Regions from separate parts of the Homo sapiens genome. Here regions 2 and 3 are each linked to region 1. A link is an interaction called in ENCODE POLR2A ChIA-PET data of the cell type or tissue named here. Cell type or tissue: GM12878. All regions are shown on one strand.

What was found. ChIA-PET counts read pairs that join two places held together with the same protein. Peaks named below come from ENCODE experiments on the same cell type or tissue, not always from the same donor. Only the 100,000 strongest peaks of a DNase experiment are listed, where the experiment ranks them.
Region 2: POLR2A ChIA-PET joins it to region 1 with 9 read pairs; 5 of 35 experiments call an interaction of 5 or more read pairs at or near these places.
Region 3: POLR2A ChIA-PET joins it to region 1 with 5 read pairs; 1 of 35 experiments calls an interaction of 5 or more read pairs at or near these places.

Annotation. Positions count from the first base shown.
Region 1 is chr12:94,717,060-94,725,059 of GRCh38, forward strand. No RefSeq gene overlaps it. Among named protein-coding and RNA genes, the nearest start is that of TMCC3, 71 kb to the left of the region's middle. In GM12878, no CTCF peak of the experiment used is centred here; DNase peaks (open chromatin) are centred at 1,312 and 4,312; H3K4me3 peaks cover 659 bases; H3K27ac peaks cover 1,725 bases.
Region 2 is chr12:94,662,436-94,670,435 of GRCh38, forward strand. No RefSeq gene overlaps it. Among named protein-coding and RNA genes, the nearest start is that of TMCC3, 16 kb to the left of the region's middle. In GM12878, no CTCF peak of the experiment used is centred here; no DNase peak of the experiment used is centred here.
Region 3 is chr12:94,835,567-94,843,566 of GRCh38, forward strand. No RefSeq gene overlaps it. Among named protein-coding and RNA genes, the nearest start is that of MIR492, 5.2 kb to the left of the region's middle. In GM12878, no CTCF peak of the experiment used is centred here; a DNase peak (open chromatin) is centred at 3,975; H3K27ac peaks cover 2,772 bases.

The DNA.
Region 1 (8,000 bases):
TTTTTTAAAAACCACTCTCTCACACAAATTCTCTCTCTTACCAATATACATGACTCACTAAGAATTCACATTACATGAAATCACAAAAAAGCAATAGGAATTCAATAAGGCATTTTCTAACTCTCACAAAAGTTTGGCCCCCAGACAGTCGGCAACAGAGAGTGCTGAATTTCCAACGGATTTACCACTGCTGTCTGACAGCAAGATCCTGTGAAAGAGGTTGGGGCTGACGCTTTGATGCTTTGTATGGGGAGGGGATCCTGCGCTGGGAAAGGGTCTTAATCAGACCAGTGTGAGCTGCCCACGGCTTGTAATTAAGGCTCTTCCTGGCCAAAGCCCACAGAGATGCCAGGCTTCAAGTACAGGTATTCAGCACAAAAAGCCAAAATTATCCCCCGGAGTGCAGAGGTTACACGGTTACAAAAGCCGAGGATTTTTTTTTTTTGTCCTCTTTAGAGAAATAAAATCATGAACTGCTCCGATATAAAATTAAATGGCAAAATGTCCATGATATAGCAAGCTCCCTTTCCCAAAATAAAGTTGTAGACAATATGTATTAGTGAGTCCATTTAATTAAGCAAAGCCAAAAACCAAACCCTCTCCACTATCCCCTTTCTCTCTGTAATGCATACATTGAAAGCTTCCTGAAAATAGATATCAAAGTGTTAAAACTGATTACCACTGGAAAGTGAGGGGGAGTCTTTAAATTTTATATAATCTTTCATCACAGGAAAAGTAAACAGATTAGTTTAATGAACCCTGATGTACCCATTACTCGGTTTCAGCAATGATTAATTCATGACTAGTTCTGTTTCATCTATACCCTTCACTCACTTCCTTTCTTCTGTATTGTTTTGGAGCAAATCCCAAATACTATTCACCCTTAAATATTTCAGTATGTATTGTTAAAAACAAGGAAATTTAAAAAAAAAAACATAAAAATAATACCATCATTATACCTAAAATATATCAATGATAACAATTTAATACTTCAAATATCCAGTGTTTAAACTTCCAATTGTCCCAAAAATGTTTTTTAAGTAAAAAGAAAAACTTGATACAAATTAATTTAATGAAGTTTAATTGAGCAAAGAACAATTCATGAATCCGGTAGCACTCTGAACCAGAGGAGGTTCAGAAAGCTCTGCTCCATAACTGGGCAGGGAGTATTTATAGAAAGAAAACAGACATGAGGCACAGAAACAGCTGGATAGGTGGCAGCTCAGAATTTGCCTTATTTGGACATGGTCTGATCAGTTAACAGCCTGTAACTGGCTAACACCTAACACCCAGCTCCTTGTTACAAAATACACTCCTAAATTAGGCTTTCAAGTTTATTTACATTCTAAGTTAGGTTAGCTTGTTAAGTAGGGACTCATGGTATGGAGGCAGTCTCAGGCCAAATTTAGTTTAACATTTGTTTTGTTTTACAGTTGTTTGAATCAAGATTCAAATAAGGACCATATATAATGATTGGTTAATATGTCCTTTAAGTCTTTCAATCTATAGGTTCTCCTTCTATCTTACTGGGTTTTTTAAAAAATAATTACATTTAGAATTTTATGTATCTATTAATTTGAAATTGATCACTAATAGGTTTTCTGTTTTGTTTTGTTTTTGAGATGGAGTCTCGCTCCGTGGCGTGATCTCAGCTCGCTGCAACCTCTGCCTCCCAGGTTCAAGCGATTCTCCTGCCTCAGCCTCCCAATTAGCTGGGACTACAGGCATGCACCACCACACCCAGCTAATTTTTGTATTTTTAGTAGAGATGGGGTTTCACCATGTTGGCCAGGATGGTCTCAATCTCTTGACCTTGTGATTGGCCCGCCTCAGCCTCCCAAAATGCTGGGATTACAGGTGTGAGCCACCGTACCTGGCTCTGTTTTTTGTTTTTTGTTTTTTTAATGAGGAAGGAAAGAAAAATTAAATAGCTGAGAGTACAGCACTGAGTTCCTTCATTGATGAAAAAATAAAAAAGCAACCCATGGTAAGAGATACAGCAGTCATTACAGGATATTCCTCTGTCTCCCAAAAGGCAACTGGACAAGAGTCCATCAATATATAAAACTTGCTTAAGAGGTAACTTTATGAAGCTAGTGAACTATCAGTAGCACAGTGAGACCAATGGCAGTGTAAAATGTCATCAGAAATGTCATCACAAATCCATCTGAGGGAACAGACAAATCAGCTTAACTGTCGGTGTGTCTTGGTTCTGCCCTAGTTAAGAATGGAAATGGGGGTTATTAGGAAGACAGAAGGGAGAAATCATATTGGGGAAGCAACGGATAAATGTTCACTGTCATCACTGTTTATATTTGTTGTGCTGTGATGCTCTTGTTAAATATGGGAGGTGGTTTCAGTGCTGAAATTAACTTCCAATTGGTAGAAGTTGGGGAGAGAAGGTTTCCAATTGTCAAAGTACAGGATGATGCCTTACACTTGGTACGTACTACACACATTTGTTGAAAGGAACATAAAATAGCTTAAATTTTTAAGGCAGATAGCCAATGATGCTTCCCAAACTACAAGACCAAGAAAAGTAAATTTACGGACTCTCCATGTCACCCCACCTGCATTGAAAAAGAGTCCGTATTTACATACATGCTTGAATCTCTTAGTTGGTTATGCAAACAAGCAGCATTCATTGATCAAATATTTGTCATCGTGTCTTTCCTTGTAATGGAAATCAAAGAATCATATCATTAAAAAAGTCAAATTCATAGAAGTAGAAAGTAGAATGGTGGTTACCAGAGGCTGGGGGTGGGGACGGGGAGAGGGATGGGGAAAGGAAAGACGCTGAACAAAAGGTACAAAGTTTCAGACCATGCACAATGGCTCACACCTGAAATCCCAGCACTTTGGGAGGCTAAGATGGGAGGATTACTTGAGGCCAGGCGTTTGAGACCAGCCTGGGCAACATAGCGAGATCCAGTCTCTATAAAAAAAACATTTTAAAAAATTAGCCAGGCATAGTGGCATGCACCTGTAGTCTTAGTTACTCAGGAAGGGGAAGTGGGAAGATGGCTGGAGCCCAGGAGTTCAAGGCTGCAGTGAGATATGATTGTACCACTGCATTCCAGCCTAGGCAACAGAGTGAGACTTTGTCCCAACATTTTTTTTTTTTTTTTAGTTAGACTACAGAAATAAGCTTTAGTGATCTATTGCACAGAATTTTGACTATAATTAATAATAACATAATACGTATTTCAAACTTGCTAAAATAGATTTTAGGGCCGGGTGCAGTGGCTCACACTCGTAATCCCAGGACCTTGAGCAGCCAAGGTGGGAGGGTAACTTCAGGCCTGGAGTTGGAAACCAGCCTGGGCAAGATGGTGAGACCTCCATCTCTACAAAATAATACAAAAATAAGCTGGGCATGGTGGTGTGCGCCTGTAGTCCCAGCTACTTAGGAGGCTTAGTGTGAGGATCTCTTGAGCCCAGGAGTTCAAGGCTGCAGTGAGCTATGATCATGCCACTACATTCCAGCCTGGATGACAGAGCAAGACACTGTCTCTCTTTTATTTATTTATTTTTAAAGTAGATTTTAAATGTTCTTACCACAAAAAGAAGATAAGTATGTCAGGTGATGGCTATGTTAATTAGCTTGATCTAATTGTTACACAACTTAAACATATATCAAAACATTTCATCATACCCTTTACATATATACAATTATCGTCAATTAAAAAGCTTTTAAAATAATTTTAATAATTCTAGTTTCTTTCTCTTTTTTGGCATATCCCTTTAAAAAATAAAATCCAGCTGGGCGCGGTAGCTCATGCCTGTAATCCCAGCACTTTGGGAGGCCAAGGCGGGCAGATCAGGAGGTCAGGAGATCTAGACCATCCTGGCTAACACGGTGAAACCCTGTCTCTACTAAAAATACAAAAAATCAGCCGGGCGTGGTGGCGGGCGCCTGTAGTCCCAGCTACTCAGGAGGCTGACGACGGAGAATGTCGTGAACCTAGGAGGCAGAGCTTGCAGTGAGCCGAGATGGCGCCACTGCACTCCAGCCTGGGCGACAGAGCAAGACTCGATCTCAAAAATAAATAAATAAAATCCTACAACATATTACACATTTAAATCAAATAAGAGTTGAGTTGGGCCTGTTAGAATAAGACTGGAGGACTTGAAACCCTCCCACTAATCTAGTCCTACTTACCACATAATACTAGTAACTCCTACAATATCAGCTTGAATATCTCTAGTGACAGGGAGTTTACTACCTCACAGGACATAATCTTATTCTAGTTTCAGTTCCTGATACTAAAGCAATTTCCTACTATTGACCAAAAGTCTGATTTCCTGTAATGTCTACTCAGTGGACCAAAACCCTCTTCTACAAGTGAATATTTCAAGTATCTTAAGACAGCTGTCATCCCGCTCAGCTCTGCAGTCTGCAGCTCACCACCCCCAGTTCTTCAACTGTTACTCACCAGACATGGTCACTGCTCCTTATCATCCTGCTCCCCTTTCACTGGGTATGTTTTGGGAGTTTTAAATATGCCCTTGACCCAGGGGAGTATGCTAACCGCTCAGTGTCTGTCGAATTTATTTCTCAACTGGCTTTTATCAACGCACACATTTTCTGTCTTTGTCAGTCAACCCTGTTTCTAATTTTCAGCCCTAAGCCTGAGAGAATGCCCATCAAAACTCATCTCTTGACTTCTTGCTGTACTTCCTGAACTTGGATTATCTTCTCCTCTTCGTATACCGTAGGCTCCCCAGACTCATCATTCATAGCAAATGCCCTGCGCTCCAGCAGACAATGTGATGCCTTTCTTGATGCTGCTACTTTTCCCAGCTCAATCCAAAGGCCCAGAAAAAAGTTCTCCTCTTGTCTGTATTCTTCCTAAAACAGAATACAACACCCCAGATGTGCCTCGGTCACCTCAGAGTTCAGTGTGACTGTTCTTTCCTCTCTCCATAGAGTGCTTCTCTTCAAGTAGATGGGTCATATTAGTGAATGTGTCTGGGGGGGTTTTAGCAGCTGCCCCTCCCTGTTCGCTCATCTCAAGCTCACAGCTGGCCATCAGTCTCCACTGGCCACAGCTACTCCTAGCTGTCTCCAATGAGGTGGCCCCCCTGCAGATTTAGTTGGGCCCTGAACCAATGACAACCAGGATTGATAATAGAGTAAGACAATGGCTGTCAATGCTAGCTGCACAGTTAAAATCATCTGGAAAGCTTTAAAAACTATGAATGGCTGAGTCCAACCACAGAGATTCAGGGTCAATTGTTCTGAGTATCCTTTAAAAAAATCAGAATTTTAAAAAATGCTCCCAAAGTGATTTTAATACACAGGATTCAGAGTCACTTCTGCAACCGGAAATGCCTCCTAACAGGTAAATATGTTCTAGAATTCATCTGTGTCTGTAAAATAGAGCCCAAAGTGCCTGGTAGAACTTCTATTCCACAATTCAAGGAGCTGTCCTAACCATCTAATAAACCATATTTAATTTTCCCAACAATTCCCCATTGAATCAAGGCAAAAACCCAGCCTCAGAAATGTCCAGTAACCAGTGCAAGGCACACTGGAAGGAAGGGGTGAATACAGAGTACTCTGGCAGGCTCCAAAGGTAGTGTCCTTAACCCTGATACACATTCCCCAATGTAGCCCATTCCTTGGCCTTGCTGGAGTGCTCACCCTTTCTTCCCAGAGTCCTGGGACTCGGGCTTTCCTCAGTTTCCAGGGGGGATTAGAGTTCAACTTTGAACCTCTACCTAGTTCCTACCAGCCCTTCTCTGTTGCTCCTGATATGTTCATCATTTTGAAGGAACTCTGTCGACATAGCCTGGATGCTTCAAAATCCAGTCACTAGGTCAGTCAGTCCCTTGGGTGCAATTCCTTCTAGCCACTGACCCAGCACTCTGTGAGGCCAAAGTGGATCTCTTTATTCCTTTCCCTTCTCCCCCGATCATGCCCTCCCCACTCAATCTATCCTTTTCTTCCAGATTCTGCCCATAGTCAGTCCTGGTTTACTCCCAGTTGTTTGCATGCTATGTGGCAAGGCCCAGCCAATTACAGCACCAATTAAATCCCTCTGATTTCTTCTTTCCAAATGAAGTGCCATAAAGCTGCTTCTATTTCATCGTGTACATTTATGATCACTCTTTGAAACCTAAATGTATGACTTCACAATTTTTGCTTTTTTATTTAGCTTTATTAGTTTGTGCCTATTATGTCAGCACTTCCATAGAATCTGAAATTGTCATTTATCATAATGAGGTATCTTTCTGAGATGTTTATATCAGCTGCATTTTCTGTTTTTTCTTTTGAGACAGGGTCTCACTCTGTCGCCCAGGCTGGAGTGCAGTGGCACAATCACGGCTCACTGCAGCAACTCGTTTGACTTCCTGGGCTCAGGTGATCCTCCCACTTTAGCCTCCTAGGTAGCTAGGACTACAGGCACATGCCACAATGCTAGGTTAATATTTTTGTATTTTTAGTAGAGACAGCATTTCACCATGTTGCCCAGGCTGGTCTCGAATTCCTGGGCTCAAGTGATCCACCCACCTTAGTCTCCCAAAGTGCTGGGATTACAGATGTGAGCCATCACGCCCAGCCCAGCTGCAAATTTTTTGATAAAGTCTTCTTTGTTTTTATCCAAGTTACTAATAACATGGCTCTTTATTACAGGCATTACTTTAGTTTGGTCTAAAACCAACAGAATCAACATTTTCTGGCAAAAATCATCCACTTGACTGTCTCCAAATAAGTATACAATCTTATTTTCAATATTTTAATGAGGAGTTTTGTGACTGCTTTGCTGAAACTGAGATTCACTATCTAGATATTGTTCCCTGAGCCTGGTTACCATAATGAGTGTTGTTAGCGAACCCTTATGGGTTCCTGGTGATCTCTTTATTCTTCTCCAATTGCTGACAAATATTTGAGGATCTATTATAAACTTGTCAGGGTTTACATGAAATGTCAAAGACCATTTGTGAAAAAGTGGAACAACACCCTGCATTTTCCTATTTTTTAGGATCGCTCCTATTCTCTATAACCTTTCCAAATTTACTAATAGGGCCAGGCGTGGTGGCTCATGCCTGTAACTCCAGCACTCTTTAAGGCAGAGGTGGGAGGCTGGCGTGAGGCCAGGAGTTTGAGACCCGCCTGAGCAACATGGCGAGGCCTCGTCTTTAAAATAAAATAAAATTAAAAAAAAAAAAAAAAAGAGTACTAACAGTTGCTTTGAGGTCAGTTCCTTTACATGTGGGATGTAATCAGCTGGGTTTTCTTCACATCTTTCCACCTATCCAGTGTTTCAGTGTCCTTTTAATTCATTTGTCTTTTTAATTGAAAACTTTGCTGAGATAATTAAAGATTTGCATGGAGTTGTAAAACATAATACAGTGATCCCTTGTACATTGTACTGTTTCCCTCAACTGTTTTTGCAAAACTATAGTATAATATTGCAACCATAAAATTGACATTTGATATAATTCCCCCCATCTTACTCAGATTTCCTGTTTCACCTGGATTTTTGTATGTGAACCTCTATACAATTTTATCACTCATGTATAATTGCGAATCCAGTTAAGATATTCAACGGTTCTAACTCTGCAAAGATTCCCTGTGTTGCCTATTCATGACTCTTTTAAACACTGCTTGCTTTACTCTCTTTGGTTTTTAGATCAATTTCCATGAAGGAAAAAGGAGATGCAAAATAAGAGTTGAGAGGCTGTGCCTTCACTGCGCTACTTGTTAACATTATCACTTTCTATTCCTTTTCAGCATGGTTTCTTAATCTGCATAAGAATTTCTTTTTAAATATTATTGTTATTTTTTCCTAGAATTTTAAAAATGCTTTCATGTCCTTAGGTTTTCTTTATCTGATGTCCATTTTCATAATTTCTTTGAAATGTAGCTTGGTAAGTGGGTAGAGTGGTTTGCCTGTTTTTCTACTTTGTAGTAGAATGAAATAAATAACAGCACCCATTTGGGACACAAATTAATTGACATTGTTTCCTACATAGTTTCCAATTATAAATAT
Region 2 (8,000 bases), 55 kb before region 1:
CACCTGTAGTCCCAGCACTTTGGAGGGCTGTGGCATGTGGATTACATGGGGCCAGGAGTTTGAGACCAGCCTGGCCAACATGGCAAAACCCTGTATCTACAAAAAATATAAAAATTAGCTGAGTGTAGTGATGCACACCTGTAATCCCAGCTATTTGGGTAGCTCAGGCATGAGAATTGCTTGAACCCTGGAGGCAGAGGTTGCAGTGGGCCGAGATCATGCCACTGCACTCCAGCCTGGGCGACAGAGCGAGACTCTATCTCAAAAAAAAAAAAAAGAAAAGGAAATTTTGCAAATTCATGTGCTTTGCTTTGCTCCATGTTTTATGATTCCTATATTGGTTTGAGTCTTTACTTTATATCATGCACACACAGATTATAATATAAGTGGTTTGCTATTTCTAACCTCTTGACTCTACCACTTGGAAAGAGTTTCACTCTCTGATTATCGTGTATGACTACTGGCTATTTGCTACTGCAGTTTTCCAGAAGTCTACAACAGGGTTAGAAAACAAACATAGATAAAAATGCCTTACTTTTTACTAGGCACGAAATGTTCCATTCAGTTAAACCTGTAACTGGACTTGTGATGCTTGGGTTCCTACTTCACACAACCACAGAGAAAGCAGTTCTCTGGGGATCTCTAGCTGACTCCATTCTATGCACGGCTAGCCCAGGAGAATTGTCTTTCATTAAGCACATACTGAATCTGAAGGATGAGCTAGCTACACTCCAGGAACATATCGTCCGTGAATTCACTTTGCATTTTATCAACTCACTTTGCAGGATAAGGAAAGTGGGAAATGAAACTGCCAGAAAAATCTGATGTGATGTTGTTTTTAAACAGTCCAAGTCACAGTCCTTTCAAAAGAGGATGCTGCTTGCTGAAGCCTTCCTTGTCCACTCCAGTCCACACTGTTATCTCTCTCCCTTCTCTGAATTCTGACAGTATCTGTTGCTTAAATCACTCACATAAACATTCAATTGTAAATGATCTTGTGCTGTTACAGGGAGGCGGTATGGTGTACTGGAGGCAGACTGCTTGGATTCACATCTTGGCGCTGCTCCTTACGAGCTCTAAAGCCTTGGTTCTCACATTCATAAGCTAAGGATAACAATAGTACCCACCTCATACTGTTGTTGAGGATTAAATGATGTAATATATGTAAAGCACTTATAAATAAGAGCTCGATAAATGTCTGCACAAACAAAACAAAACCTAAAGTCTGTCTTCACGTGGTATCTCTTTCTCCTTACCAGTAAGACTTCAGTAAGGATGTATGCTGTTATCCTGGAAAGTGTCCTAGTAAGGTGGAGGATGCATTTTGATGCCGTATGTCATCATCACAAATTTTGTGAATAGGATTAGGATGAAAGTAGGAGCCTGTGGACAAGCTCTGGACCCCGGCCATCCCTCCCTCTCTGCCTCTGCTTGTGCTGTTCCTACCACTGCAGAGTCTGCAAACTTGCACAAGTGACAAGGGCACACTTCCTCCTTTTACACTAACCTCCAGCTCCTTTCATTCCCAAGGCCGTAGCTCCCATGTAGAATACACAGAGTCTTTTTGCTGGTACACTTTGACCAAAATATTCTACTTCTAGGAAGCTATGCTAAAGAAATAATAGGCTGGGTGTGGTGGCTCACGCCTGTAATCCCAGCACTTTGGGAGGCCGAGGCAGGTGGATCACGAGGTCAGGAGTTCAAGACCAGCCTGGCCAAGATGGTATAACCCCGTCTCTACTAAAAATACAGAAAATTAGCCAGGCCTGGTGGCACGCACCTATAACCCAGCTACTCTGGAGGCTGAGGCAGAGAATTGCTTAATACCTGGAGGGGCGGAGGTTGCAGTGAGCCGAGATTGTGCCACTGCTGTCCAGCCTGGCAAACAGGGCAAGACTCTGTCTCAAAAAAAAGAAAAGAAATAATACAGGAAAATACAGAAAAACTTTTACACACAAACATCACACATTTTGTCATTCTGAAAAAATTAAAACAATTCAAAGGATTATTTATTATGAAAAATCATGGACTGATTATATAAATTATGATATATTCATAAAAAATGCAGTGCAGCTATTGACAATTATACTTAGGAAGAATATGTAATCATATGAAGAAATGTTTCTGTAATGATATTATAAAAATTATAACAGGCCGGGCATGGTGGCTCACGCCTGTAATCCCAGCACTTTGGGAGACTGCGGTGGGCGGATCACAAGCTCAGGAGATCGAGACCATCCCAGCTAACATGGTGAAACCCCATCTCTACTAAAAATACAAAAAAATTAGTCGGGCATGGTGGCAGGCACCTGTAGTCCCAGCTACTTGGGAGGCTGAGGCAGGAGAATGGCGTGAACCTGGGAGGCGGAGCTTGCAGTGAGAGGAGATTGCACCACTGCACTCTAGCCTGGGTGACAGAGCGAGACTCTGTCTCAAAAAAAAAAAAAAAAATTATAATAAAAAATCAGTATAACTCTACAAGACTGACAAAAATAGAAAAGTATTATGATACTTAGTGCTGGTAATGATCTGGAGTAGCAGGAACCCTCATGCCCAGCCACTCCATTCCTCAGTATATATCTATCCCGGAGGCCACACATCAACCAGGACACACGTACAAGAACATTCACAGTGGTAACAGTCCCTATCTAGAAACAACCCAATTGTCATTCCACAACAGAATGGATAAAGAAATTGTTGTACAGTTATTTCACAATTAAGGTCAGTCATTTGTTGCCAAAAATCAAATGTTCCATGTGAAAATGCTAACAGGGAGCCTGTTATCTTAACTCATTTTGCAAAGTAGGGTTTTTCTGTTATGTGTATCAAACCTAATACTGACTGCTACAGAGCCTAACAAAATGCCCCATGCAAAGTATCACAAATGTCGATATCTTCTGTCCCACCCCACCCCCGGAAAATATTCAGGGCAAAATGGTCAACAGAAGTCCAAAATATTTTGCTACTGAAGAGTAAGAGAAACATCTTTCTCCATTTCTTCTGTGTCTTCCTATAGCATCTCTATAGGACTTTGCACAGAGCCAGTAAATTGCAATAGTTATTTATTTTGCCTACGTCTTCTGCACCAGACACTGTCAATACATCAACTGAGTTACTGCCAAACTCTTGCCCCCCCATCTCTATGATGGAAGGTGCTATGATTTTCCCAATATCCGGAGTAGCAACCAGGACATCTGAATAGATCAAGTGATTTGACCAAAGGTACTCAGCTAATAAATGGCAAAATTATTGTCCAAATTCCAGGTCTAAGCTTATTTACTAGGTGCATATCCTTGGATGAGCTCTTTAATCTTTATAAGCCTCAGTTTCCTCAATTGTAGAATGGAATTTGCAATTGTAGAATTGCAATTGTAGAATGGAATTGCAGATGGAATTCTAAAAATTATACCCATTAAACGATAACTATCTCTTGACTAAAAGTCAAGGCTGGCACTGCTGAGAATATGAACAGGGAAGAATCTCAGTGCATCTGCAGAGTACACTGTTGCAGGTTCCCTCTCAAAACATTTAACTTAAATGAGCCTGACTTGTCCTCATTCCCTGTCCAGCCTTTCCCTGCTTCTCCATAACAGTTTAACACACATCCACTATTACTAATATTCCCATGAAGATGATTTCTACATTCTAAGCCTCTTGTTTCCTGTTCTTCCCATGAAGAAAGAAAACGAAGCTTTTGAAATTCAAAATTATATCATCATGACTTTACCCTTTATCTGAAGGCTCCTTGTAAATCTTTTCCATCATTTCTAAGCACTTCTAGATTTTCAGTTTTGCATGTCAAGTTTCACAAAATTAGAAGTCAATTCTCCTATCACGTTGGAAGTGAAGGTTCAATTTCCTGCGAGTATTTAGAAGTCCTCACTGTCCTAGCTGACAGTTTTGAAAGGTATTCTATAGTTCTGTTATTTCTCACTGCTTCTTCCTACATCAGCTGTGGCTGATGCACTCCCAGTTAATATTTCTGACATTCTATTGATTTTCTTCCATTAGAAGGAATATCTTTCACAAAAGGAGAAGAATGCTATACAAGGCACAAGATTTAAAGTATGTAATATAATACCATGGAGTGTAGGATACCCAGCAGGCAAGTACACCCACTAACATGCATGTACACACACATACAAAGGAATTAGTAGAAGTTATCAGGGGCCAGGTACAGTGGCTCACACCTGTAATCCTAGCTCTCTGGGAGGCCAAGGCAGGCGGATCACTTCGGCCAACGCAGGCGGATCACTTCAGCCCAGGAGTTCAAGACCAGCCTGGGCAACATGGCAAAACCCCATCTCTCCAGAAAAATACAAAAAGTTAGCCGGACATGGTGGCTCGCGCCTGTAGTCCCAGCTACTCGGGAGGCTGGGGTGGGAGGATGGCTTGGGCCCTGGAGGTCAAAGCTGCAGTGAGCTGAGATGGCGCCACTACACTCCAGCCTAGGTGACAGAACAAGACCCTGTCTCAAAAAAAAAAAAAAAAAAAAAAAAAGTTATCAGGAAATCAAGAATATAACATGTAGGTTTTTCAGAACATTAGCAGGATTTGGTCATTTGGAGTTTACAACAACAACAAGCTTCCTTTTCAATTGCTAAAAGGAACTGAGGTAACGGAAAAAACAAATACAAGATCCAAGAAGATGCTGACCAATTTATAGAGCTCTATTTTGAATTTCTGCTTCAATGAAAGAGACAGAAAATCCATAAATTTCATTGCTGCTTCTTGACACTCACGATTGCAAAACCATTCTCTGGATAAAGCTCTACTGAGATGGGGCTTTTCCCATTGTCCATTGTTTACCTCTAATCCTTTTACAAAGGGAATCGTACTTTCCACAATCCAAAAATGTCAGAATGTTTTACATATAACCAATTAGAAGACAGATGATTAGAATATGGATTATTCATAAAACCCCAGCCCAGGACCTATTTAAACTACTATGCTTTAAATATTTTCCCTCATTTAGATATCAAGATGAAGTGTACAATAAATGATTGTCTGAATCTGCATACTGAATACAGTAGATGCTGGTCACATGAGCGCACCGAGGACTCGAAATGTACCTATTGTGACTGAGGAACTGAGTTTTAAATCTTACTTAATTTTAATTAATTTACACCTTAAAGACAGTACAAACAAAAGAAGGTAAAATATCTCATAAATATTCTATACTGACTACATGTCAATATGAATCACAGAGCCCATGTTTAATTATCAAAATGTCAAAACACAGAGACTGACAAGTATTCTTCACATCTCATTATATAAAATGAGCCAAACATGAGCTAAACATACAAATACTAGTACTATACATGGCTCTGGGAGGGATCCCAAGGGATCTCTCAGGTTTAAATTAATCCTCCTTCCCTGGTAGCATCTTATGTATAGCTTTAGCATCATACTTACCACAGTCTAATTTATGTGAAGTAAATTGTACGTACGTCTACCACGCCTCCCTTTAGTAGACTGTAATCTTTTTAAAATAGAGGACTTACTTGCTCATTCTAAAAATCCATCAGTCCCCAGCATGGTTGTTATATTGGAAATCCTTCCATAAATGTTTGAGGATTTAAATACAGTGTGTACTAATATTTTTTAAACATTCGTTTTTCTATAAAAGCAAGCCTAAAACTAATATTAAGGTCATACTCATGGAGGAAAAGATGCAGTATCAAACAAATGTCAGTTTTCCCTAAAAGTCAATCAATAAATGAAACACAATCCAGTAAAAAAGGATTTTTCCAAAAACTTGACAAGCTTATTTTAAAATTTGATGGAAGAGGCCAGGCACAGTGGCTCACGCCTATAATCCCAGCACTTTGGGAGGCCAAGGCAGGTGGATCGCTTGAGGCCAGGAGTTGGAGACCAGCCTGGCCAACATGGTGAAACCCTGTCTCTACCAAAAATACAAAAAAGTTAACTGGGTGTGGTGGCACGCGCCTGTAGTCCCAGCTACTTTTCAGTGAGCCGAGATCATGCCACTGCACTCTAGCCTGGGCGACAGAGCAAGACCCTGCCTCATTAAAAAAAAAAAAAAAAAAAAAAAAATCAGCGTAAGAGGGGCCAGGCGTGGTGGCTCATGCCTGTAATCTCAGCCCGTTGGGAGGCCAAGATTATTGGATTGCTTGAGACCAAGAGTTACAGACCATCCTCGGCAACATGGCTAAATCCATCTCTACGAAAAAAAAAAAAAAAAGCTGGGCATGTGGGCATGGTGGCACTGCACGCCTGTAGTCCCAGCTACTTGGGGAGGCTGAGGTGGGAGGATCGCTTGAGCCCAGGAGGTGGAGGTTGCAGTGAGCCAAGATCGGGCCACTGCACTCCAGCCTGGGTGACAGACCGAGACCTTGTCTCAAAAATAATAAGCAAACAAAATGAAAAATAAAATTCAATGGATGAAAAAATACAACTTGGGGGAAAAATATGGGGAGTAGGGGCAGACAGAGTGAGCTCTCCCTACCAGGTAGCCAGACATTTTATTGGCAATAGTTCAGGTGATTAGGAATTGGCACAGAGACCCAGGAAGAGAGAGCTCAGAAACAGGCTCATGCACATATGAAAGCACAATCTAGGATGGAGGTGGCATCAGAAATCAATGTGGAAAGGAAATAATTGGTAGTTCATATTGAAAAGAGTGAAACTGCAGTAGATCCCTGAATACCAAACCAAAATTTAAAATGCAGGTGCAATTGTTTCATCTCAGAACATTCTTGGTTTTTTTGCTGTTGCTGTTTTTGCTTGTTTTGCTTTTTTTGAGACGGAGCCTCACTCTGTTGCCCAGGCTGGAGGGCAGTAGAGCAATCTCTGCTCATTGCAACCTCCACCTCCGGGGTTCAAGCGATTCTCCTGCCTCAGCCTCCTGAGTAGCTGGGATTACAGGTGCCCACCACCATGCCCGGCTAATTTTTGTATTACAGGTGCACACTGCCACCCCCAGCTAATTTTTGTATTTTTTGTAGAGACGGGGGTTTCACCATGTTGCCCAAGCTGGTCTAAAACTCCCGATCTCAACTGATCTGCCCGCCTCAGCCTCCCAAAGTGCTGGGATTACAGGCGTGAGTCACTGTGCCCAGCCCACATTTTCTATTATTGATAATTCATTGGGAATTCTAGATGGACTGTATAATACATAAATTATACATTGATATCCATTGTTCCTACTTGATCAATAAATAGGAATAAATTAAGAACAATAAAAGGAACAAATGATTTTTAAGAAACTATCTTGAAGAGGCCTACACCACAGGGTACAAAAACACATTTTTTTCCTTCTTTAAAGTACTGAATCAAGCAAAAGTCCCTTATGGCTTTATAAAGGTCACACTTTTAGAATGGAGCTGGAGGCCATCAAATATACAGAGGGACTCCATGACTGTGCAAAGTACTTCTAAAGACTTCTTTGAAGCTAACTCTATAAAGCTGAAACCAAAATCCAGCCAAACAATGACTGCTCTGGTGCTGTTAACAGCACCTCTCCACTCATCTCCATCTGGGCTGTTAACCGAGCGCAGCTTGGCTTTATCTTAATTCACCCGGATCGAAGCGGGTTAATTCTCAGCGTAACCCCATGCATCAGACATTCCTAGCATTCAACATCAGCATGAACACAGCTCTCTGAATGCCACATAGTTTCCTTACACTTCCGTATGCCTGAACCTGTGGTCCAAATTTTTCCCTGACTTCAAAGGAGGTCAAAATCCCAAAACTGGGCTTTGATGGGGAAAAAATGTTCCAAAGACGTCATACACCTAGAACATGTTTCACACACGTGCTAGATCATCTCTCCAGAGAGTTTATTTCCTGCTTGAAAGTGGTTTCACCTGTTTTTCTAGGTCTCCTTCTTGGATTCTCCTGTTTGATGCTGCGGCGATCTCATAACAGAAATGTGATATTGCTATAACTATTTGTATTACTTTGCTCAGGCTGCCATAGCAAAATACCACAGACTCGGGGGCTTAAACAACAGAAGTTTATTTTCTCACAGTTCCAGA
Region 3 (8,000 bases), 120 kb after region 1:
AAAACGGTGAAACCCCGTCTCTACTAAAAATACAAAAAATTAGCCGGGCGTAGTGGCGGGCGCCTGTAGTCCCAGCTACTTGGGAGGCTGAGGCAGGAGAATGGCATGAACCCAGGAGGCGGAGCTTGCAGTGAGCCGAGATCCCGCCACTGCACTCCAGCCTGGGCGACAGAGCGAGACTCCGTCTCAAAAAAAAAAAAAAAAAAGGTGACCCTGCAATGTGGATTGCCAGGACCCACAATGAGCCAGAGGGGTTGGCACCTTTTCAACACGGGCCTGCATTCCTGCAGGTCCAGATCCCAGAGTGTACTGTATCCAACGTGCCTGTGGCTAGCGTGTGTCTACAGACTCTGGAACCACACTCCTTGGCTTCCAACCCTGGCTCCAGCACATACTCTGTGACTTTTGGCCAGTACATTAACCTTTCTGTGTCTCCATTTCTCCTTCTGGAAGGTAAGCATTAAGTATCTCCTATCTTTAAAAGTTCCTAAGAAGTCTACATCCTAGGCCACCCTATATGTGCACACCCAGCAGCCCTTTCTGTCCCCTTTGAGCCCAATCTGAGGGAGGACAGGTCCCTCTCTCAGCCTCAGAAAGTGAATGATGATGGGATTCAACCTTTTCTTTGGTTTTCTCCTTCTCTTTGGCCAGTGACAAGTCAAAGGCAAGAATAACTCGGTTCTCACTAAACAGGGAGGTCAGCAGGGAAACTTTCCTTTCCCAATAAAAAGACATAGGTTTGGCCAGGTGCGGTGGTTCACACCTGTAATCCCAGCACTTTGGGAGGCTGAGGCAGGCGGATCACCTGAGGTCAGGAGTTCAAGACCAGACTGGCCAACGTGGTGAAACCCCGTCTCTACTAAAAATACAAAAATTAGCCGGGCATGGTGGCACATGCTTGTAATCCCAGCTACTCGGGAGGCTGAGGCAGAAGAATCGCTTGAACCTGGGAGGCAGAGGTTTCAGTGAGCCGAGATCATGCTACTGCACTCTAGCCTGGGCGACAAGAGCAAAACTCCATCTCAAAAAAAAAAAAAAAAAAAAAGACATAGGTTTATGCAAAGCGTATTAGGCCATTCGTGCACTGCTATAAAGGAATACCTGACACTGGGTAATTTATAAAGAGAAGAGTTTTAACTGGCTCACTGTTCTGCAGGCTGTACATGCATGGCACCAGCATCCTGAGCACAGCTTCCAGGGAGGCCTCAGGGAGCTTTTACTCATGGCAGAAGGCAAAATGGGAACAGGCATGTCACATGGCATGGCGAATGAAGGAGCAAGAGTGAGTTGGGGCAGAGGTGCCACAAACTTAAACAACCAGATCTCCTGAGAACTCACTCACTATCACTCACTATATCAAGGACAGCACCAAGACATGAGGGATCTGCCCCATGACCCAAACACCTCCCACCAGGCCCCACCTCCAACACTGGGGATTAGATTTCAACATGAGATTTGGGCGGGGACAAATATCCAAACCATATCACACAAAAGAAGCCTTTTGACCCTTCCACTGCCTTTAGTGCTGCTATAGCAGCCATCTGCCGCCATGGGGAAAGAGCCAGGAAGGCCAAGAGGATCTCAGCCCTGAGCACTAACACTGTCCTGGTCTCTGTGCCCAGGCCAGCCTCCACTTATTCCAAGGATGACTGTGAGGAATGTGGACCCCTGCTTGTTTACAGTACTGTTGGATAACTCTTCTTTTGCTTGTGGCCAAATGCCATCCTAATAGGTCAACTGTATAAGTTTATTCTCATTAAAAAAAAATAAAATTTAAAATCATGTTCTCCAAAAAGTTACTGAGTAAAAGTGATGTCGCAATATCAGTATGACTCATGGCATTGATTTTTGTTCGTTTGTTTTTTGTATTTTTCTGAGACAGAGTCTCACTCTGTCTCCCAGGCTGGAGTCAGTGGCGCAATCTCGGCTCACTGCAACCTCCTCCTCCCGGGTTCAAGCGATTCTCCTACCTCAACCTCCTGAATAGCTGGGACTACAGGTGTGCGCCACCATGTCTGGCTAATTTTTTTGTATTTTTAGTAGAAATGGGGTTTCACCATATTGACCAGGCTGGTCTCGAACTCCTGACCTCGTGATCCGCCCGCCTCGGCCTCCCAAAGTGCTGGGATTACAGGCATGAGCCACCATGCCTGGCCGGCATTGTTTTATACACACACACAGATACAGAAATATAGGGATGTGTGTGTATATACATTATATATACACACACACACACACACACACTATATATGGGTGTACATGTCACATATATTTCCTAGCTTTTTCCACTCAGGCGGCCTTGAAGCTGTGATGTCCCTACAGCAACAAGCACACTTAGTATCTGGATCTTGGTTTCTAAATACCATCCTCCAGATGACCTCCAAGAGACCAGTGTTCCTTGAAGAAATGGCTGGCTCAAGAACTGCAGCAAGGAAAATACAAGATGAACCTGGACATCTTAGAATGCCAGAAAGCAAAGGAGGTGCTTTTTTTAAAAAGGAAAGGGTGAGAAAAGGAAAAAAGAAGAAAGATGGGGCATGTCAAATGGACGTATAAGCCAAACTGAAGGAGTTCCCAATAGCCAAAGCTGGAACAAATTAGAGGGAAAAAAGGGGGGATAGTAGTATAAGATCATAGAATAAAACAAATATCTGTGAGCCTATACTGAAATAAATAAGTGACTAAGTAAATATAGCAAAAGGGACAGATCTTCCTTACAAAAGAATTCCAATTAATAATTATAGAAAGAATTAGGAAAATAGAAAATCACCTGTATTTCACTGGAGCAGAAATGTTTGCCCTAAAAAAAATTATGGCCTTCAGTCTTCCTGGGAATGATCAGCTGTTGCACTTTCGGTGACAGCAGGATTATGGACATTAATACAGAACTTTACAGTTTATAAATTTTTTTTTAAGAAAGAAAAGAAGAAATCATGATTAAACACCATAGTAATAACTGCTTTAACAAGATCCACTGATGAAGATAAAATTAATGTGTGAAACTTTATGGAGAAACATTATCTGCACAACCTTAAAATATCTCCTAGCTGAATACTAATACAAATATTAATTACTGTGGTGGTTTTAAAATATGTCCACAGACTCTTTGATACTCCTCCATGAGGTGGAACTTAATCCCCCCATGCCCTGAGTATGGGCTGGACTTGGTGATTCCTCTCTACTTAATCAATGATGGAAAGGGAAAGACAGTAACCTTACAGTAGTGAAACCTAGCAGACATGAGACATCACCAGTACCAAGCCATCTTGACATCATGTACTCCTTCAAAGGACGCAGTGAGAACAGCGTATCACCTGAATCGTATTTGTCCCCAAAGTCCATAACCTCAGTCTAATCCTGAGAAGACACTAGACAAACCCAAATGGAAGAACATTCTATAAAATGCCTGAACACGACTCTTCAAAAGTGTCAAGGTCATACGTCTCAAGCCTTTTAGTGTTGTTATAAAGCAACATCTGCATGCTTGGCTCATGGTTCTGCAGGCTATTCAAGAAGCATGGTGCCAGCATCTGCTTCTGGTGAGGGCCTCAGGCTGCTCCCACTCATGGCAGAAGGTGAAAGGGAACTGGTGTGTGCAGAGATCACATGGTGAGAGGAGAAGCAAGAGAGAGGAGAGGGGCCGGGCACGGTGGCTCATGTTTGTAATCCCAACAATTTGGGAGGCCAAAAGGGGAGAATCTCTTGAGCCCAGGTGTTCGAGACCAGCCTGGACAACATAGTGAAACGCCATCTCTACAAAAAATAGAAAAATTAACTGGGCAAGGTGATGCGTGCCTTAAGTCACAGCTACTCGGGGAGTTGAGGTGCGATGATCTCTTGAGCCCAGGAGGTTGAGGCTGCAGTGAGCCGTGATCACACCAGTCCACTTCAACCGGGGTGAAAGAACAAGACCTTATCACAAAAAAAGAGAGAGAAAGAGAGTACAGGTGCTAGGCTCTTTTTAGCAACCAGCTCTCATGGGAACTAACAGAGTGAAAACTCACTCATTACCACAAGGACAGCACCAAGCTATTCACTGGGGATCCACCCCCATGACCCAAACACCTCCCATTAGGCACCCACTTCCTACACTGGAAATCAGATTTCAACATGAGATTAGCAAGGGTCAAACATCCAAACTATAGCAGCCATATAAGACAAGGGAAGATGAAAGTATCATACATCGGAGGAGACTAAGGAGACATGACAACTAAATAAAATGTGGATTGGATCCTGGAACAGAAAATAACATTCGAGGAAAAACTGGGAAAATGTGAATAAAGTATGTAGTTAACAACTAAAGTTAACAGTGTTGTACCAAGGTAAATGTTTTCATTTTGATGAACATACCATGTTGTTTAAGATACTCATATTAGGCTAGGCGTGGTGGCTCATGCCTGTAATCCCAGCACTTTGGGAGGCCGAGGTGGGTGGATCTCCTGAGGTCAGGAGTTCGAGACCAGCCTGGCCAACATGATAAAACCCTGTCTCTACTAAAAATATAAAAATAAGCTGGGTGTGGTGGCACGCGCCTGTAATCCCAGGTACTCAGGAGGCTGAGGTAGGAGAATCGCTTGAACCCGGGAGGTGGAGGTTGCAGTGAGCTGAGATCGCGCCACTGCACTCTAGCGTGGGCGATAAGGTGAGACTCTGTCTCAAAAAAAAAAAAAAAAAAGTGTGAAAACTAAACCAAACAAAGCAATGCTCCAAGAAGATGCAGCACGTGTATCCTAAGGCTTCAGGTTCCCATAAAATCCCTGAGGTTGCCCAGACACCCCCAGTTTGGGATGCATCAGAGCCTCTCTCACTAATGAATACCATAGCCATGATGACCATGCATCCAGGAGGAACAGCATGTATCCTCTATTTTCACTGGAGGCTGTACCCCAAGGGTCTTTCCTAATTACCACTGCTGCGAGGACCTGGATGAAAAGTGATAAGCCCCCAAGCATGGCAAGGCTCTAGCCTGTTGCTTCTGGCTATGGTCCCATCACTCAGCACTTTGAAGACCCGCATAGAATGAGTTATTAACACACCCAAAGAACAAATTCTGAAAGTGCATCAATATTAATTCATTTACAGAGAGGTTTTGCTTTCTCCTCTCTCTTTCTTGATTAAATGCTTAGTGCTTCCTCAAGAGATATGCTGTCACGAAACTCTCAACAAGTCATGAATGAGAAGAAAAGATAAAATCTTCCCCATCACCTTAAAGGAAAGCATTTATTTAAAAGTTCTCATCAACCAGACGCAGTGGTTCATGCTTATAATCCCAGTGCTTTGGGAGGCCAGGAGTTCTAGACCAGCCTGGGCAACATAGCAAGAGCCCGTCTTTAAAAATAAATAAATAAAAAATTAGCTAGGTATGGTGGCATATGCCTGTGCTCCCAGCTATTCAGGAGGCTGAGGCAGGAGGGGAGCCTGGGGTGGGAGAATCCACTTGAGCCCAGGAGTTTTGGGCTGCAATGAACTATATGATTTTGAGACAAAGTGACATTCCGTCTCAAAAAATAAAGTTCTCATCACCTAAACGTATGCCTTTTAGTTCATATTTTATTTGTTTAATCTTTGGGTAAGACTCTTGTTGCTGTTTTCTTTCTTTTTAAGATGAAGTGATAGATTGCTTGCAAAAATGGCCCCAAATCCTCCATCCCACTCCCTTGTATCCACACCCTTTACTCAGTGTGATTATGTGGCTTCTTTCATCAAGGGAGACAGTTTGTTTACCAAACCTTGAAGCTGGGATGGCCATGTGGATTACTTTAGCCAACACAATGTGGCAGACAGAGTTGGTAATGTGCCAGTTCCTGAACGCAGGCCCACGAGGCTCTGCTCTCTTATGCTCCCTCTCAGAACCCTGCTTCACAGCCATGAGAACAAGTCAAGGCTAGCTGCTGGAGAACGAGAACACATGTGGTATAAAGATGAGCCAGCCCAGCCAAGAAGACAACTGCCCACATGGGCCCAGCCTACATTGCTTGCCTGCAGAACCATGGGCTAAATAGTTATGTCACCACATTTTAGGATAGTTTGTTATCCAGCAAAATCTAACTGATACAATTGAAGTGTGTGATTTTAGTGCTGTTAATTATTCTGATCTTAAAAGTATTACTAATTGGAGAAAGTCAGAAAATACAGAAAAGGAGAAAACCGCCCATAATTTATCACTAGAATAAAACCAACATTCTGGTGGTGTTTTTCCCCAGTCTTCAGTATATTAGTGTGACTGAATGAAAATGAAATCCACTTAGTTTTAATTCCGTATCTTTCTCCTCCCACTGAAAACATTCAATAGAGCTTTTCTTATGCCATTAGTGTCTGAAAACGTAATTTTTAATGGTTTAAATATTCTATTTATCATGGATGTACAATAATTTAAACGTGTGCATATGTTTCTGTAGTTTCTATAATTAAATAATGAAATTATTTATTCATTATTGTAAGTATTATTGTTCATTTGAGTACAGAAAGCTATGTTCAACTCTGTGCTTATTTCTTTAAAATAAGCTTCTAGAACTGAAATTCTTGATTCAACGAGTATAGACTGCTAGTCAAAGCCAGTCCCCCTACACACACACACACACACACACACACACATACACTTCTTTGCTGGCAGAGACACATTTTGTTCCATTGTTTACCCTGCGTTCTACCATGTGCTCAGAGTGAGGAGCCTCTCCCCAACAAGGAAGAGAAAGGAGAATCCTGATAGTCTAAGCTACTAGCTAAATCTAGCCCACCACCTGTTTTAGTATAGGCCATTTAATGCAATTCTGGCCAGTGAGACATGAGAGAGGTCTTTTGGGAGCTTTTGGAAAAAGCTTTTCTTTACAAATACCCATGCAAGAAGGAATGGTTCCTTTTCTCAACTCTAGAGATGAGTGTATAAAGATGCAATGCCCGGAACTGATGCAGCCATCCTGACCATGAGGACTTAAGTCTATGGGAACAAACTGATATACTCAGGATGGCGGAGAAGGAAAAGGAAACACTCATGTCCTTTGTGATGTTTTTGAGCTGCTGAATTTCCTGGAAACACTCCACCTCTGGACAGTGAGATGATAAACCTAAACTTCTTTCTGTGTAAACCATTTTTACCAGGTTTTCTGTTCCTTACAGCCTAAAGGACAGGGACTCTTTCAAGGCTTTCTCCACACATTACCAAACTGAGCGCATAGAGAGATTGTAGCAATGAACATTTTCTGCAGAACTACATGGGCTTAACATAAAATTTACAAAATAACTTGGAGAAAAATAATACATGTAAAATATTCAATGTTCTAATATCCACAAACCTGATATCTCCTTTGTTCAAAATTTTAAAAAATATCTCCTAGTAAATTCCATTATTTACTTAGTCCAGCAATGTGCTGTGAGTTTTTCTAAAGGTTTTACGCTTTTTTGCTGTTATTATAACTAGAAGCATTTTCTCTATTATATCTAACAGATTGTTGCTGGTATATAATAAAGCTATTATTCTTCATGTATAAATCCACAACTTTACTGAGTTGTCAATAAGTTTAGGAGTGTTACCATACATTTGTTTCTTTTTTATTGTTATGTAATTATGTTGTTTATTTTTTAAAAACTTTTTACTTCCTGCTATCAGCTATATTTCATATGTTTCATGCTTTATTGTACTGACAAGAAATTCCAGAATAATAAATATCATCTTAGTTTTTTTATTTTAAAGGGAATCTCTAATGTTTCACCATTGAGTATGACATTAAATACTGGTTTAAGAGATATGTATGTGTGGGTGCACAGACATACAAAATTTATTTTTTGGTTTATAATATACATAAATCATGTAAAAAATCTTATTTTTATAAGAATTATATTTTTTAAATTAACGACAGGTACTGAATTGTCAAATGTAATTTAGGAATCTATTGTGATCATCATATAGTTTATCTTAACTGAAACTGACCAAAGAGTCTAGTTACAGACTTCCTTTAAAAAATTCATATTCCTAGGATAAAATGTTACATATACATCCTGAA